Regions from separate parts of the Homo sapiens genome. Here region 1 is linked to region 2. A link is a loop called in an ENCODE intact Hi-C map of the cell type or tissue named here. Cell type or tissue: B cell. All regions are shown on one strand.

Evidence for each region. A loop is a pair of places that touch in the nucleus more often than their neighbours do. Peaks named below come from ENCODE experiments on the same cell type or tissue, not always from the same donor. Only the 100,000 strongest peaks of a DNase experiment are listed, where the experiment ranks them.
Region 1: it touches region 2 in a loop (2.1-fold over the local background); 1 of 110 quality-filtered maps calls a loop at or near these places.

The regions. Positions count from the first base shown.
Region 1 is chr10:74,683,979-74,686,478 of GRCh38, forward strand. The region is part of intron 10 of ADK (adenosine kinase); the gene reads left to right. Among named protein-coding and RNA genes, the nearest start is that of KAT6B, 140 kb to the right of the region's middle. In B cell, no CTCF peak of the experiment used is centred here; no DNase peak of the experiment used is centred here.
Region 2 is chr10:74,794,897-74,797,396 of GRCh38, forward strand. No RefSeq gene overlaps it. Among named protein-coding and RNA genes, the nearest start is that of KAT6B, 30 kb to the right of the region's middle. RefSeq lists enhancers at 881-1,467, 1,298-1,417. In B cell, no CTCF peak of the experiment used is centred here; a DNase peak (open chromatin) is centred at 1,145; H3K4me3 peaks cover 1,091 bases; H3K27me3 peaks cover 295 bases.

The sequences.
Region 1 (2,500 bases), 110 kb before region 2:
AATAAAGCTGTAAACGTGTTTACTCAAACAGAGTATTGATTTTACTTGGAGGGGAAGAAGCCGGTTCTTAGCACAGTGTCAGGGTGGATGAATTTCACTGCAGTTTTTCATTGTCATCTGTCAGGGTTGTGAAACACTAAGTAAAGCCATCAGAGGATAATTAGAAGTACCAGAAGTTTAGCCCCTAAAATCAGTTAACCACTTGGGAGTTTTGTAGCTTAATTAGCTTTTATTAAAACTTTCCCTAGTATTAATAGCCAAGCACTTTTAATGGTATTTCCAAGTAGATCAAGATATCAAGATTGTGACTTGTTAAATATATGAATTTAATGGCTAAGGGTTTTTCAGACCTTTTCTCACTCTAAATTAGGCTACCACTAGAACATAATTAGAACCAAAACCAATGTAAAGATACAGTGATCTGTACTTATACTAGCAGAATAAATGCATGATTTTTTTTTCTGAAAAATCAACTTAAAAGAAGTAGTAAAACAATTATAAAATAATTTAAGCCAGGCGCAGTGGCTCATACCTGTAATCTCAGCACTTTGGGAGGCCAAGGCAGGAAGATTACTTGAGCCTAGGAGTTCAAAATGAGCCTGGGCAACATAGTGAGACTCCCATGTCTACAAAAAATTAATAAATTAGCCGGGCATGGTGGTGCACACCTATAGTTCCAGCTACTCAGGAGGCCAAAGTGGGAGGATCGCTTGAGCTCAGGAGGTCAAGGCTGCAGTGAGCCGTGATCACACCACTGCATTCCAGTCTGTGTGACAAAACAAAGCCCTGTTTCAAAAAACAAAAATAAAACATGTCTTTGTAGAAAAATCCAGTTTGCGTCTTTATTACACTTAAATGTTTTTGTAACACAATGTGATCTAAACACATAAAACTGTCAATGCCACCCTTATTTTTAAATACCTTGATTAAAGCAGATTCTAAAATATTCTAGCTTACTTTAAGTTAGTCATTGTCTTAACAATAAAAGCTGATGCACGTTGTGCAAAAGGTAAGCATCAGAGTAAGGAGTTGCTTACCTTCTGTAGAAACTGCATTAGCTACTGAGCTTCATGAAAAGCATTCATGTGAACACTACCTGACCTCTTCCAAATGTCTAGAAAAACAAATCACAGTTGAAAAAAATCACCCACCTAGAAAATGAACAAAAAAACTGGAAATTTATTAAAAATAAGTTTGACCTTCTCTCATGATGCTGCAGTCAAGCAAAAATGAAAAATAAGTTTGACCATTATATTTAAAGTACATCTTCCCATATCTAAATAATTCATTTAGTGCTTTATGGTAAACTTTTTATGTCTTCTTGCACTACTGCCTCGGCCTGTCTAAATGACTAATAAAAATTATGATATCTCTGGGATGACCAGTTCTAAAGCCTAAGGGTAACAGACTCTGTCAGAAAGAACAGCAAAAGATGTTGGGTTTTCTTTGTCTTTGAAATGCTTTGTCACGTGTTTATCTGTGCATATAGTTCTAAGCCAAATTCTACCCTGAATTGCTTTAAGCCACAAAGTAGCAGGTTGTAAAATATTGTTGCATAAGAGGGCACCTCTAGAGCTTGCTCTTCTAATTTTTCTAAAGGTAGAAGAAATTGACTTTTCACAATTGTATTTAGATCATTCTTCCATATTAAGGTATTCAAAAACAGAAAACATAAAGGATATGGATTTATGATTATATCATTTTTATGTGCATTTCAAAAGGCCCACAATACAGTAATTTATTTTATTCTATGCAATTTTCTTGAGAATGACAGCATGTGAGAGAGCTCGTTGGATGGGGAGGGGCAGTATATAGTAGGGTAGCCATATTTGAGCTTCAAGGCACTGTTTACTCTGACTCCTTCAGTCAAAAGGAGCATAAACCCATTTCACCTAGTTCAGGTTAAGGAATTTTTTTTTTGTAAGGAAGATATTATAACAGTGGTTAAGACACTGGGTCAAAATATGTGGGGTTTTTTGTTTGTTTGTTTTGGTTTTTTTTGAGGTGGTGTCTCGCTCTGTTGCTTAGGCTGGAGTGCAGTGGCGCAATCCCGACTCGCTGCAAGCTCCGCCTCCCGGGTTCACGCTATTCTCCTTCCTCAGCCTCCCGAGTAGCTGGGACTGCAGGTGCCCACCACCACGCCTGGCTAATTTTTTGTATTTTTTAGTAGAGACGAGGTTTCACCATGTTAGCCAGGATGGTCTCAATCTCCTGCCTCCTGATCTGCCCGCCTAGGCCTCCCAAAGTGCTGGGATTACAGGTGTGAACCACTGCACCTGGCCCCAAAAGATGTGGTTTTAAGTCCTGGTACCACATTAACTAGTTGTGGGACTGCTGTGGTTTGAATGTGTCCCCTCTAAAATTCTAGCATTGTCAATGTGATAGTATTAAGAGGTGGGGACTTTAAGAGGTGATTAGGCCTTGATGGCTCCTCTCTCATTAATGGGATTAAGGCCCTTATAAAAGAGGCTTCATGCAGCATTTGGCTAGCTTGCTCTTC
Region 2 (2,500 bases):
AGGTAATGTCAGAAAAATAATTGGGTAGGTGAGGGTGGATTGGGGGATGTTGGCCACAGAGAGGGTTGTAGGCCATTGAGGCCATTGTGAGGATTTTGCTTTCACTGAAATGAAATGAAGAGTTTTGAGCAGAGTAGAGATATGACCTGACTTACATTTTTGAAATGCTGATACATATAGCTCTGGTTCATTAATTTTAACTTTTGCATAGTGGTCTATTGTAGGATCATACATTAAAGTATTGATTCATTCTCCTATTAGTGGTCAATTAAGTTATTTTCATATTCATTATATATAATGCTGCAGTGGACACTTTTGTATTTGTCCTTTAGGGCACTTGCGGGAGAATTTTCCTAAGAAGGAAATCTTTGGATCGGAGGGCATTTGCCTTTTTAATATTATTTGTAATAACTATTATTACTAATTATTAGTAATATTATCAGTAATAACTAATAATTGCCAAACTGCTCTAGAAAGAGGATGTCCCACTTTACACTGGCACCAGCATTTATAGAAGTTTCATTTGCCGCCCAGTCTCACCAGCCCTTTTTTTTTTTTTGAGACAAGGTCTCGCTCTGTCGCCCAGGCTGGAGTGCACTGGCGTGATCTCGGCTCACTGCAACCTCCTACCTCCCAGGTTCAAGCAATTCTCCTGTCTCAGCCTCCCAAGTAGCTGGAATTACAGGCTCACACCATCATGCCCGGCTAATTTTTGTATTTTTAGTAGAGACGGGGTTTCGCCACGTTGGCCAGGCTGGTATCGAACTCATGACCTCAAGTGATTCGAATCCCAGCACTTTGGGAGGCCAAGGTGGGCAGATCACTTGAGGTCAGGAGTTTGAGACCAGCCTAACCAACATGGTGAAACCCCATCTCTACTAAAAATACAAAAAAAAAATTAGCCGGGTGTTGTGGCAGGCACCTGTAATCCCAACTGCTCGGTAGGCTGAGGCAGGAGAATCGCTTGAGCCAGGAGGTGGAGGTTGCAGTGAGTGGAGATCGCGCCGCTGCACTTCAGCTTAGGCGATAAAGAGAGGCTCCTTCTCAATAAGAAACAAACAAAAATAAAAACAAAGTGCTGGGATTACAGGCTTGAGCCACCACCACATGTCTGCCCCTCACCCGCCCTTGAAATAGCTCTTTGTGGTTTTAATTTGCATTTCCCCATCCCTGGTGAAGTTCAGCACCTTTTTCATGTTTATTTGTGGTTTGGTCTTTTCTTCTCTGATTGCCTCTTGATGTTCTTTATCCTTATTCTATGGAGCTATTTCTCCACCACCCCCCTTTTTTTTGAGACAGAGTCCCCTTCTGTCTCGCAGGCTAGAGTGCAGTAGTGTGATCTCTGATCACTGCAACCTCCGCCTCCCAGGTTCAAGCAGTTCTAATGTCTCATCCTCCTTAGTTGGGATTACAAGCCTGCGCTACCACGCCTGACTAAGCCTGGATAATTTTTTGTATTTTTAGTAGAGACAGGGTTTTGCCATGTTGTCCAAGCTGGTCTTGAACTATTTCTCACTTAAAAAAAATTTTTTTTTTTTTGTTTTGAGATGGGCGCTCTGTTGCCCAGGCTGGAGTGCAGTGGCACGATCTCAGCTCACTGCAACCTCCCCTTCCCTGGTTCAAGAAACGATCCTCCCACCTCAACCTCTTGAGTAGCTGGGATTACAAGTGTGCACCATCACGCCTGACTAATTTTTGTATTTTTAGTAGAGACGGATTTCACCAAGTTGGCCAGGCTAGTCTTGAACTCCTGGCCTCAAGTGATCCTCAGCCTCCCAAAGTGCTGGGATTACAGGCATGAGCCACCTCACCCAGCCTAAAAGTTGATTTTTAGATATTCTGTATATATTCTAGATACTGATATTTTGTTAATTATACACAATCCATTGCTGATTATATGTAACACAAACATCTTCTCCCCTTCTCTGTCTTGTCTTTTTTCTTTTCTTTTTTTTTTTTTTTTTTTTTTTTTTTTTTTGAGATGGAGTCTCGCCCTGTCGCCCAGGCTTGAGTGCAATGGCACCATCTCGGCTTACTGCAACCTGTGCCTCCCGGGTTCAAGCAATTCTGTCTCAGCCTCCTGAGTAGCTGGGATTACAGACATGCATCACCACGCCTGGCTAATTTTTGTATTTTTAGCAGAGATAGGGTTTCACCATGTTGGCCAGGCTGGTCTTGAACTCCTGGCCTCAAGTGATCCACCCGTCTTGGCCTCCCAAAGCGCTGGGATTGCAAGCTTGAGCCACTGCGCCCGGCCGTCTTCATTTTTTAAAACTGACATCTTTTGTTGCACAGAACCCTTTCATTTTTTTATGCAGTTGAATATTTGAATCTTTTTCTTTCAAGGCTTGTGATTTTTGTGTTTTGTTTAAGAAATGTTCCTCTACACCAAGGTCATAACATTTTCTCATATTCATTCCTCCTTTAAATTTGTTAATACGATCAATCTGGATTATGTCGAGAGGGAAGGGGAAGTCTGATCTGTCCCTTTAGAGGTGAC